Linked DNA regions of Homo sapiens: regions 2 and 3 are each linked to region 1. A link is a contact called in ENCODE Hi-C or POLR2A ChIA-PET data. All regions are on one chromosome and are shown on one strand. Each heading gives the region's core, a stretch centred on a gene start or an enhancer-like site at or near the end of the contact. The rest is flanking DNA. Distances are from core to core; before and after follow the strand shown. Region 1 holds the start of LINC00563 (long intergenic non-protein coding RNA 563). Region 2 has its middle 6.7 kb from the start of SNORA31B. Region 3 holds the start of SLC25A30-AS1 (SLC25A30 antisense RNA 1).

Region 1 (4,167 bases), core at 1,233-3,732:
TTCCAATGGTTCAATTTTCTAGTCCTTCTGAGTTTTGTAGGCAGTAAGCATGGCATAAATCCTAAATAAATAGAGGAAATGCTTCACTATTTTTCCTGGAACTGGACTTAGCTATTTTATTTTTAAAAGGAAAGAAAAACCTAGAAAAGGGAAAATCTACAAGTGTCAGACCCTCCCACACTTCTATGGTTTGTTCCAGAAAAAGGAACAGCTTCTTTACTCTGAGGAACCAGAAAGAAGCTTGCTCTGTTCCTCTTCTCAACAGCCAGAGCTTCAGCGCTAGCACCTGTGTTATCAAGAGAAGCTGAGTCCAGAACACGTGATGGGAAGCATGTGGGTATGTATGTGTCAAAGCTGCTTTGAGCCTCACTCTGTGCTTTTTCTCTTCTTCTAACAAATTCATCACCGGTGTTATTGTGTCAGTGCATGCTGAGAATTTTATGCAACTTAGTGTATATCTGATTATCAAGCATTCAAATCCCAACATCTGTGCTCAAATATAAGGAAATAGGTCAAACAGAGACGCCTCCTCCTGCTGCAACGCCTTTCACACTGCGTCAAAGAGTTGCATCAAACAGGATGATCAGTGTTGCAAGGTGTGGAGACCACAAACTGTCTGCCACCACTGCCAGGCACCATGTAACCTCAATTCTTCCCTGGCAAATAGTGTCTGACACAGTGCAAAAGGGCAGCACTGTTAGAAAGACTGCAGCTCTAACTAAAACTGATGATCAAGCAAGAGGAAAAAATCCGATTATCAGCTATTTTAGAGTACATTTAAATTCCCAAGTGCAATGACCCCTAAATGCAAACCATTGTTTTTGACCAGCTATGACTAAAACAGCTAAAAAGGATTGAGAAACAGCAAGAGAGAAACTATGCCCTCTAAAGAAGCAGACTTCCTGCCTTGGCTAGCTTGTGTTAGAGCAGATTCTGCCAAATAATACCACTATAAAACGTGTCTTCAAAAAAGCTGTATCTTCCAAAAGATGATGTAACAGTTGCTCTAGGGAGGCAATAGCAATGTTCAGATGAATGGTGAATTCCTTTCCTATTGCTGCTCTAACAAATTACCACAAATCAGTGGCTTAAAACAAAACAGCTTTATTACTGCACAGTTTTGGAGGTCTGAAGTCTGAAATGGGTTTCACTAGGTACAAGTCCAGGTGTCAGCAGGGGTGTGTTCCAGCTTCTAGAGGCTTCCTGCATTCCTTCGCTCATGGCCTCACTCCTCCATCTTCTAAGCCAGCAATGTCAGGCTGAGCCTTCCTCATGCTGCCGCCTTTCTGATTCTTTCTCTCCTGCCTCTCTCTTATAAGGAACATTGTGATGACATTGGACCCACCCAGATGATCCCAGATAGTCTCACCATCTCAAGGTCAGCTGATTATCAACCTTAATTCAGTCTGGAACCTCAAGTCTCCCATTGCCATGTGACATAACATAGTCACAGGTTCCAAGGATTAGGATGTAGATATCTTTGGGGGGCTATTATTCTCCCTATCACAAAAGGGAACACCAGAGTCTTCAGTTTAGCAATCTTCAAGGAATGTTGACAAAGCAAGAATCTGAGGCTTTGAGAATGTAGGTAATTTTCCCGAAGACATTCTGCAAGTAGGAGATAGAGCTGGAACATGACCAGATCTGTCTGCCAAGTAAGCCCAGGCTCATCCTCCACACGCTGCCCCCATCAGGAGGCAACCTGGCCCCTTCTACTGAATCTCTACATCAGATGGAGCCTGCATATGACTCAGCAGAAACCTCAGAGGAAATTCTGCTTCCTTCAGGAATTTCAGGGCATGGTGGTGATTGGAAAGAGTCAGGACAGTTGGCCTTTACTTCATATTGCATCACAACCACTAAGTGGCTTTGGGAAGTTTGCTAAAACTTTCAGGTTCTAAGGATCCTCGGCTGTGAAACCAGGAACTTGGACTAGATGGTGTCTAAGACATCTTTCAGTTCTAAAATTCTATAATTGAATGGTCTTATGGGTAAAACCACTTTGCTGCAGAACAGTGCCACTCAGAGCATAGTTTGTCGACCTCTGTCAGTCCAGAGTATTCGGTACCTGTCCATGACAAGATAAGGAGCTTAAGCCAAAATGTTAACCAACTACATCAGTAAGTGCACTGTTCAGTACTGCTGCCATTTGATTTTTTGTAGCAAGGCTTTCGTGGTGAAGGAAGCAGTGTGTTGATTTACTTCCTGGCATAATCTTCTTATCTCATTGCAGATTGTTAGCAAATAGTTCCTGGATGAGATTCTGAATAATGCTGATGTAGAAAAAACATTAAAGTTCAGAGGTGAATATGTGCTTAATATCTGAAAATTTTTAGAGAATGACAGCTGGTTGTTCTTGCCTCACAGAAAGGAATAGTATCCAGTAAGTATTTGTAAAAATACAAATGATGAAACTATCTTTGGGATCTGTGATAGACTGCAGTATTTCTTCCAGATTATTTACACTCTCCCTGCAAGAAAATTATACATCCAGGTCTACTGCCATGGGCCTTCCTGTGGAATACATTTCTTCCCACTATTGACATCAGACTTGGGTCCAGGGACTTGCCTTGGTTAATGGAATGTGAGCAGATGGCTTATACCATGTCTCAGCAGAAGTTTTGGAAGTCATTCACGCCTGTAATCCCAGCACTTTGGGAGGCCAAGGCGGGCAGATCACTTGAGGTCAGGAGTTCAAGACCAGCCTGGCCAACACGGTGAAACCCTCTCTCTACTAAAAATACAAAAATTAACTGGGTGTGGTAGCGCACGCCTGTAGTCCCAGCTACTAGGGAGACTGAGGCAGAAGAATTGCTTGAACCCAGGGGGTGGGGGTTGCAGTGATCCAAGAGTGCGCTACTGCACTCCAGCCTGGGCGACAGAGCAAGACTCCATCTCAACAACAACAACAACAACAAAAATCATTGCATAGTTCAGCCATGGCTTTTTTTCTTCTCTTAAAAAATGTGGGGGCAGGGAGGGGAAGGAAGGGGGTGTCCTAGGTAGGGGTGAATCTTTCAGCCTGTAAACCAGAATGAAGAAGACATGTAGAGCAGAGCTATAGTCAACCCTAGCTGACATATATTGTAAGCAAAAAATAATCCTTTGTCATTGTCCCTGAGATTTTGGAATTGTTTGTTACTGCAACCTAACCGAACAAATGCTGGTAGAACAATTTGTATTCCTTTGGGTATATACCCAGTAATGGAATTGCTGGGTCAAATTGTAGCTCTGTTTTTAGCTCTTTGAGCAATCACCACACTGGTTTCCACAATGGTTGAACTAATTAACACTCCCACCAAGAGTATATAAGAATTCCCTTTTCTCTGCAACCTCACCAGCATCTGTTATTTTTTGACTTATTGATAATAGCCAATCTGACCAGTGTGAGATGACATCTCATTGTTGTTTTGATTCGCATTTCTCTAATTAGTAGTGCATTCTTCTTTCTATTAGTAAGTACAACAAAGTTTTTACCTCAATAGCCTCATGGCCCAGTCAGGACTGCTTTATCTCAAAAAGCAAAGCAGAAACTACAGCTATTATGAAGTCAATGACAGTAGCATTGTTTACCCCCAGGCAAATAGATTTCTTATTGCTGAGAGCATACCCACCTCCTCCAACACACACACACACACACATACAGGATATGGATTAAGTTGAATGGTTCAAGTGTTTTATGTTTTCATAGCCACACTCCACTTCCAATAACTTACAAAGTCCTGTCAGTTCTACCTCCACCTCTTACATGTCTCTCCAATGTCTCTGGTTCCACTGCCACTATTCCATTCCAGGCCATCATTATCTCTCATCTGGACAATTGTGATAATTTACTAAGTGGTATGGCCATATACATCAACTCTTCCCCCACTCTAGCTAGCTTGCTATATAATTCTACAAAAGTCAGGGCTGGGCATGGTGGCTCATGCCTGTAATCCCAGCACTTTGGGAGGCTGAGGTGGGCAGATCACGAGGTCAGGAGATCGAGACCATCCTGGCTTGATCTCCTGTCTCTACATGGTGAAAACCTGTCTCTACTAAAAATACAAAAAATTAGCCGGGCGTGATGGCGGGCACCTGTAGTCCCAGCTACTCGGGAGGCTGAGGCAGGAGAATTGTGTGAACCCAGGAAGTGGAGCTTGCAGTGAGTCGAGATCACGCCACTGC
Region 2 (4,167 bases), core at 852-3,351, 970 kb before region 1:
TGTTCTCCATAATGGCCTTGGGCACATTTTTCCTTCCTCCTCGCAGATGGGTCACCTATTGAAAATGCTGCGGTGCTGTCATGTGGCATCCCCAGGGTGAGGCCAGAGCGACAGGATGTCATCCGCCTCTCACCCACCTCATGAGCATTTCCTCCAGAAACAGGCCAAGAGGAAAGGCCCGAACTTTCAAGACTAGGATCAACCCTGCAATGTTTGTTTGGGGGGAAAAAAAAAAAAGAATATAGGCACACAAAGTTTCACGTGGTACAGGGAAGGTATGAGTTGCCCATTTTAAAGTGACATCAAACTGCTTGTCAACCCTGAAGAAGAATCTAGGGATAGATTAAAAAAGTTTTTTTTTTTTTTTTGAGACCTCTTCTCACTCTGTTGCCCAGACTGGAGTACAGTGGTGCAATCTGGGCTCACTGTAACCTCTGCCCCCTGGATTCAAGCAATTCTCTCACCGCAGTCCCCCAAGTGGCTGGGATTACAGGCACCTTCCACCACACCCAGCTAATTTTTGTATTTTTAGTAGAGACAAGAGTTTTACCATGTTGGTCAGGCTGGTCTCAAAGTCCTGACCTTGTGATCCGCCCACCTTGGCCTCCCAAAGTGTTGGGATTACAGGCGTGAGCCATTGCGCCCGGCCTAAAACATATTCTTTTTTTTTTTTTTTTTTTTTTGAGACGGAGTCTCACTCTGTCGCCCAGGCTGGAGTGCAATGGCACGATCTTGGCTCACTGTAAGCTCCGCCTCCCGGGTTCACACCATTCTCCTGCCTCAGCCTCCCGAGTAGCTGGGACTACAGGCACCCACCACCATGCCCGGCTAATTTTTTGTATTTTTAGTAGAGACAGGGTTTCACCGTGTTAGCCAGGATAGTCTCAATCTCCTGATCTTGTGATCCGCCTGCCTCGGCCTCCCAAAGTGCTGGGATTACAGGCGTGAGCCACTGCGCCTGACCCCTAAAACATATTCATGATGCAGTTTCCCAAGGCTACACAAAAGTCAGAGAATGTGAACAGGCATCCTGTATTTTGCAAGTCAGAGAATGTGAACAGGCATCCTGTATTTTGCACTGATTCAGAGTAGAGACCAGTATTGTAAGAATTTCTCATGGTAAAGGCACTCCTATGATAGCCTCTACTTACCAAATCAGCCGATGAGGTAAGTATGAGTTTCTGTTTTCTAGATGGAGATACTGAGGCTTAGAGAGGTTAAGATGCTGGAGTTCTCACAGCAAGTGGTTGGGCTTTTATTAGAACCCAGATTTCAAAATACCACCACTGCATAGTACTAATTCCACATGCCTTCTTCCAAAATGGAAAGAATGCCTTTTTTTCTTGTAAGTCTGCCAAATTGATGCAGACGCTTATCTTTTATTTGTTTTAGCCGAGCTAAAATAGAATGAAAAAAAAAAAAAAGAAAAGAAAAAGGAATTAGGAAGGAACATGTCTAAAGTACACATCGGATGCTGAGACATCTGGTATGCAAAGTGAGAAAAAGGTATCACAGTGTAAGTTCCTGCGTGTGAGTCCAAAATCCAACTGCACCAGTGTGTGGATGGGGCAGACCTGGTTTCAGCAGCAAGCATGAAGACAAGTTTTAGCTGGCAGAAATTCAAGACAAGTCTCCTGTCTGATATTACCCAAAAGAAGCAAATGTCAGTTTAGGCTGCATTAAAATATTATTGCGTTGGCTGGGCGCAGTGGCTCACACCTGTAATCCCAGCACTTTGGGAGGCTGAGGGCAAGGAACATGAGGTCAGGATATCAAGACCATCCTGGCTAACATGGTAAAACCCCGTCTCCACTAAAAATACAAAAAATTAGCCGGGCGTGGTGGCAGGCGCCTGTAGTCCCAGCTACTCAGGAGGCTGAGGCAGGAGAATGGCGTGAACCTGGGAGGGGGAGCTTGCAGTGAGCCCAGATCACGCCACTGCACTCCAGCCTGGGCGACACAGCGAGATTCCGTCTCAAAAAAAAAAAAAACAAAACAAAATTATTGCATTAACATACAATGTGGAAAACGAGGCCAAGCCATACCTGGGGAACTGCAGGGCCTTCACGCACTGTGGTTAAGAGGGACGGAAGTCAAGGGTGCTGAGCACTGGACAGGCGCATTAGATTCCTTTCCACTCTGGCGCTTTATATGTTGCTTTAGCAAGAGGGCAGTAACCACAAGCCAGCTGCCTGAGCTGTTTTCCTTTATCTCATGAGCTCATTTCCTTCCCATGCTTCCTGCTACAATAGTGGTTCCTCAATCCCCAGCAGGGAGCTGAAATCCCAGAAGGGTTTTTAAAATGCTGGATATTCTGGCTGGGCACGGTGGCTCATGCCTGTAATCCCAGCACTTTGGGAGGCTGAGGCGGGCAGATCACTTGAGGCCAGGAGTTCAAGACCAGCCTGGGCAACACGGCGAAACCGTGTCTACTAAAAATACAAAAATTAGCCAGGCGTGGTGGTGGGCACCTGTAATCCCAGCTACTCAGGAGACTGAGGCGGGAGAATCGCTCAAACCCAGGAGGCAGAGGTTGTAGTGAGCCAAGATTGCACCACTGCACTCCAGCCTGGGTGACAGAGTGAGACTCTCCCTCAAAAAACAAACAAAAAACCCGAAATATTAAATGCTGAATATTCTGTTTCAATAGGTGTGGTGTAGGCTCAGCACAGTGGCTGGCGCCTGTAATCATAACACTTTGGGAGGCTGAGTTGGGAGGATCTCTTGAGCATAGGAGTTTGAGACTACGGGGAATTATGATCACAGCACTTCACTTCAGCCTGGGCAACACAGTGAGACCCTGTCTCAAAGAAAGAAAGAAAGAAATTACTCTCATTCGAGAGGTACCCTCCATATACCCAGGGAAAATAAATATCCTCATCTCTGAAGACACAGAAACACAGAGAAGAATCTGAACAAACAGGCCTTGCTAAGTTCCCCCCAGTTTACCATTAGATCATCCGCTTTGTCCAATACTTTTGCACAACTGTTCACTCTTCATTAAACCAAAACAGAAAAATACACAAGCTCACCTGTTTCTTTGGGTCCTCATTTCCTTACAAAGGCTCCCATGTCACAGAAAACATTTAAAAAATATGTACGCTGGCTGGGCATGGTGGCTCACACCTGTAATCCCAGACTTTGGGAGGCTGAGGCAGGCAGATCACGAGGTCAAGAGATAAAGACCGTCCTGGCCAACATGGTGAAACCTGTCTCTACTGAAAATACAAAAATTAGCTGGGCCTGGTGGTGCGTGCCTGTAGTCCCAGATACTCGGGAGGCTGAGGTGGGAGAATCACTTGAACCCGGGAGGTGGGGGTTGCCATGAGCCGAGATCGTGCCACTGCACTCCAGCCTGGCGACAGAGCAAGACTGTCTCAAAAAATAAAAACAACAAAAAAATGTACGCTTTGCTTTTGTCGATTTGTCTTTTGTTATAAGGGCCTCAGTCATGAACTTAGCAATGGGTGTGGAAAGCAATTTTTCCTCCCCTACATGAAAATCTCTGCTGCTCTGACACTCACACCCAGTCCTCCTCCTCCTCCCTGGTCTATGGAACAGAGCAGAACAGGTTGCACATTACTTAACCAAATTTCAGAAGCTTAGTCACTTTTACTTTTAATAGATACCAGCAGTTGGTGTTACCATCATGCTGATATAATGGCAGTCACCAACGGTACTAACACACAGCCTGTGTTCCATCTGACAAAATCCACCACTGTGGATTGAATCCCTTCAAGCTAATACAATGGGAGAGGCTTAGGAAGGATGGGGTGCTAGGAACATAATGAAGAAAAGGTTACAGTGCATCATGCCCAAGATCTGTGTTTGCTTAGCTTCCAATTTTATCCTTGCCATCTGTTGATGCACATTCTTCCACCTCACTGAGGTAGTCAAAAGAGGTATTCATTTTCTTTCTAATTTCATGTGCAGTAATTTTCCTCTTTAACTGCCAGTTTCCACCTCCAGATTGAATACTAGTTTGGATGTTTGACTTACATGATGAATTGGTAGTTCTTAAGGATAACTCCCAAATTAATGTACTCAAGGAAGAGGAAATTACATGTATAGCTGTTTTGAATAGATGTCCAGAAAATACCAATTTTATACCAACTGCTTAGGGAACAGTAGAATAATTTGATAACCCTGTGCTCTAGATGAGGTCAT
Region 3 (4,167 bases), core at 1,668-4,167, 880 kb before region 1:
AAAAGTAACTTTCCCTGGTCAAAGCTACCAAATATTCAAACTAAGGTTTCTCTGAAGGATCACATGACCCTTCCTCTAGATAGTACTTTGCAGACACTATCTTCCAAGGGCTGTTAAAAAAATATTGGTGGGGGGCAGGGCAGGGAATTCTATACATTCAGAATAAATATAGAATTTTCCAGCAGAGGAAATAAAAAATTTTATTTTTAAAAATGTTAGCTGTTGGCCGGGTGTGGTGGCTCAAGCCTGTAATCCCAACACTTTGGAAGGTGGAGGAGGGTGGATCACTTGAGGTCAGGAGTTCGAGACCAGCCAGGCCAACATGGTGAAACCCGGTCTCTACTAAAAATACAAAAATTAGCTGGGCATGGTGGCAGATGCCTGTAATCCCAGTTACTCGGGACGCTGAGGCAGGAGAATAGCTTTGAACCCGGGAGGCAGAGGTTGCAGTGAGCCAAGATGGCGCCACTGCACTGTGGCCTGGGTGACAGAGCGAGACTCCATCACAAAAAAAAAAAAAAGAAAGAAAGCTGTTGGTGCCTGGCTGAATAATTTTTTTTTTTTTTTTTTTTTGAGACTGAGTCTCGCTCTTTCACCCAGGCTGGAGTGCGGTGGTGCTATCTCAGCTCACTGCAACCTCTGCCTCCCAGGTTCAAGCAATTCTCCTGCCTCATCCTCCTGAGTAACTGGGATTACAGGCACGTGCCACCACGTCCAGCTAATTTTTGTATTTTTGGTAGAGATGGGGTTTCACCATGTTGGTTAGGCTGGTCTCGAACTCCTGACCTTGTGATCTGCCTGCCTCCGACTCCCAAAGTGCTGGGATTATAGGCATGAACCACGGCGCCCGGTCCAAATTTTTTAAAGTTAAAAACAAAACAGGCCGGGCACGGTGGCTCATGCCTGTAATCCTAGCACTTTGGGAGGCCGAGGCGGGTGGATCACCTGACGTCAGGAGTTCGAGACCAGCCTGGCCAACACGGTGAAATCCTGTCTCTATTAAAAATACAAAAATTAGCCAGGCATAGTGGTGGGCGCCTGTAATTCTAGCTATTCGGGAGGCTGAGGCAAGAGAACTGCCTGAACCTGGGAAGCGGAGGTTGCAGTAAGCTGAGACCGCACCACTGCACCCCGGCCTGGGCAACAAAAGCAAAACTCCATCTCAAATAAATAAATAAATATATAAATAAATACAAAAAAAAGTGAAAAATACAAAGTAAAAAAACAACAACAAAAATGTTAGCTGGGCTAGTCACACATACCTGTAATCCCAGCTACTTGGGAGGCTGAGGCTGGAGAATAGCTTGAGGCCAGGGGTTCAAGACCAGCCTGGGCAACAGAATGAGACGACCACCTATACTAAAAAAATCCAAAACATTATCTAGGTATGGTGGTACGCGACTCTAGTCCCAGCTACTCCGCAGGCTGAGGTGGAAGGGGCACATAAGCCCAGGACTTCAAGGCTGCAGTGAGCTAAGACCATGACACTGCACTCTAGCAGCCTGGGTGACAGAGCAAGACCCTGTCCCAAATAATAAATAAAGGTTAAAAACAAGTTTTCTGAATGAAATTGTCTATACAAATTAAGAATTTCAAAGGATTCTCCCTACACTTAGGATATATGCTAAGTTACACATCCTGTCTACATTTTCTCTTACATGGTTGCTTAGTATTTATTTTCACCCACCTGACCTCATGTGTACAGCTGTAAAGGGAGGTAATTAAATATAATACTAGCTGTTCGTACTTTTGAACGCTTTCCAAGTTTCTCTTATTTATTTATTTAGAGGCGGAGTTTTGTTCTTATTGCCCAGGCTGGAGTACAATAGCATGATCTCGGCTCACTGCAACCTCCGTCTCCTGGATTCAAGCGATTCTCCTGTCTCAACCTCCCGAGTAGCTAGAATTAGACATCCGTCACCACGCCCGGCTAATTTTGTATTTTTAGTAGAGACGGAGTTTCTCCATGTTGGCCAGGCTGGTCTCGAACTCCTGACCTCAGGTGATCCGCCCGCCTCGGCCTCCCAAAGTGCTGGGATTACAGGCCTGAGCCACCGCTCCCAGCCGTTTCTCTTATTTAATTCTTGGTAAGTTCTTTCAGTTTTACTTCCTGTTCCCTTTTTAGTCTTAAGTCTTAAAACTGTAATTGCACAGCCTTTAATGTGCTCTCATACATTTATTGTTCCTTGCTGGACCGACTGCCCTTTCAATAATGCCCTTTCATGAACTTTTCCTATTTCCTATTCTTTTTAAAGGTGCAGAAGGAAAACTAAGCTCATCACAGACTTACAAAAAGCCGGGTTTAAAAGAAATCTTCGAAATTATCATCTCGTTTCACGTTAATTAACTGAGCCCGCGGTCACAAAGCTTCGCAACGGCAAAGCCAAAAGCAAGATTCATGCCTTTCAACTTTCTCACTACCCAAGTAGCACCGCAAGCCGAATCCGCAGGGCAGTGCCAACATTGTTTGCTACTCTTGCGCAGAACAAAAATGCTAATCACTGCAACTGCTTTACATGAAAGTGCACCTAGAAAGACTTCAAAACCCAGAGGTACATTAACTTTCCAGGCAAGTTCCTCCCAGCCTGTGTGCCACGAGCGATTCCGAATGTGGTGTGCCCTCTCCCACAGTGCGAAGCTCGCGGGCGCTCAGGCTGCCGTTTGAATGAACGCACGAGTGGGAGGGACGCACAAGCAGGGTTGCAAGCCCGGGGCTCGTTAGCAGACGCGGAGATGCCAGGACGGGCTTCGCACTCGGATCTGAATGACCCTGGAACAGGAATCACCCCACGCCAACAGCGATGGGGGCCCCGCGGCACCGGCCCGACCCAAGGAGGCAGCAGCCCGAGAAGCAGAGCCCTGTCCCCAGTCCCCGGAACCTCGCGCCCCGCCGAGCCCGGCCCGGCCTGCGAAGTGGAGAGCACAGGCAGCCCCGAGCACGCCCGGTTGCAAAGGAGGCTCCTCGGAAATCGCAGCCCAACCTTACCCCAGGCCCGGGTTCCAGGAGCCGCAGAGAAAGCGGGGCCGGCAGGAGGAGGCACGGGCCAGGACTTACCTGGCGGCAGCGGCCCCACACCTCCTCCAACCCGGACTCAGTTGTAACAAGAACCTGAGGCCGCTGGAGAAAAGGAAAAAATGCCGTCGCGGGCGGGGCAGACCCACGAGCCTGCACGCAGCCCCGCGCCGCCCCGCCCCGTCCGCGCAAACACGCGACCTCCTCAGCTCCCATTGGTTTCTGCCAGCACTAGCCACACCCCTGACAGCCCCAGATGGGGACACGGAGGGGCGGGGCCCGTCCCAAGTGCCCCTCAGGATCTTCCCCTGCCGCTGCCTGAGGGAGCTGCCCGGGACTCGGTGACACCTGATGTGGCCTCCGATATCGACTGGGAGGTGGAAGAGAAATTTGGGGAACGCATCGAGAACCGTGGAAAAGCAACCTTCGCAGGGGGCAACCTTCTCACGGTGCCCCCGTGAACCTTCACAGTTGGATGGAAGTAAACTTGCCCTTATTTTTTTATACCCCAGCTTTTAGCTTGAAAATATACAGATTAGCCGGGCATAGCGGCGGGCGCTATAATCCCAGCTACTTGGGTGGCTGAGGCAGAAGAATCGCTTGAACCTGGGAGGCGGAGATTGCAGTGAGCAGAGAGCGTACCACTGCACTCCAGCCTGGGCAACAAAGCGAGACTTCGTCTCAAAAAAAAAAAAAAAAAAAAAAAAAAAAAAAAAAAAAAAAAAAAGCCAGACCTGGTGGCGGGTGCCTGTAATCCCAGCCACTCGGGAGGCTGAAACAGGAGAATCGCTTGAACCCGGGAGGCGGAGGTTGCAGTGAGCCAAGATCGCGCCACTGCACTCCAGCCTGGGCGACAAAGTGATACTCCCTCTTAAAAAAAAAAAAAAAAAAAAAGAAAGAAAATGTCCAAACAGAACAAAAAATTAAAAGAACCGTACTATGAGTAGAAATCTTTACATATATATCTAATATACATATATGTAAATATTTATTTATATATTAATATATAACATTTTTAACGGTATGGCAGTGTTTGTGTTCAAGCATACCCAGGTATATTTTTGTTTTGTTTTGTTTTTAGACAGAGCCTCACTCTTGTTGCCCAGGCTGGAGTGCAATGGCACCATCTCAGCTCACTGCAACCTCCGCCTCCC

Evidence for each region. Hi-C counts contacts between places; a loop is a spot of excess contacts on that map. ChIA-PET counts read pairs that join two places held with the same protein, here RNA polymerase II (POLR2A). Pooled maps may share reads with other maps.
Region 2: POLR2A ChIA-PET joins it to region 1 with 20 read pairs in activated T-cell. The contact joins the enhancer-like site here to the promoter of LINC00563 in region 1. POLR2A ChIA-PET finds 5 or more read pairs at or near these places in 2 of 52 experiments (OCI-LY7 and activated T-cell).
Region 3: a loop to region 1 is called in a map of natural killer cell, with 9 times the contacts of the local background. The contact joins the promoter of SLC25A30-AS1 here to the promoter of LINC00563 in region 1. A Hi-C loop is called at or near these places in 1 of 168 maps with a recorded cell type or tissue (natural killer cell) and 4 of 50 pooled maps. POLR2A ChIA-PET finds 5 or more read pairs at or near these places in 3 of 52 experiments (CD4-positive, alpha-beta T cell, CD4-positive, alpha-beta memory T cell and activated B cell).

What each region holds. Positions count from the first base shown.
Region 1 is chr13:46,295,362-46,299,528 of GRCh38, forward strand. It overlaps LINC00563 (long intergenic non-protein coding RNA 563), which reads right to left and starts at 2,483. Exons shown (of 1, transcript NR_047493.1): 1 at 1,084-2,483. All of the region lies in intron 2 of LOC105370194 (a long non-coding RNA gene), which reads right to left. RefSeq lists an enhancer at 1,071-2,270.
Region 2 is chr13:45,327,695-45,331,861 of GRCh38, forward strand. No RefSeq gene overlaps it. Among named protein-coding and RNA genes, the nearest start is that of SNORA31B, 6.7 kb to the right of the region's middle. RefSeq lists an enhancer at 2,458-2,958. Within about 2 kb of position 2,102, at least 19 of the 41 ENCODE cell types and tissues checked have a DNase peak (open chromatin) inside an H3K27ac peak, as active enhancers do; they include OCI-LY7, where a contact is called at or near this core.
Region 3 is chr13:45,415,245-45,419,411 of GRCh38, forward strand. It overlaps SLC25A30-AS1 (SLC25A30 antisense RNA 1), which reads left to right and starts at 2,918. Exons shown (of 2, transcript NR_047031.1): 1 at 2,918-3,494. It overlaps SLC25A30 (solute carrier family 25 member 30), which reads right to left and starts at 3,129. Exons shown (of 10, transcript NM_001010875.4): 1 at 3,056-3,129. RefSeq lists enhancers at 2,484-2,533, 3,344-3,533 and silencers at 2,764-3,093, 3,134-3,233.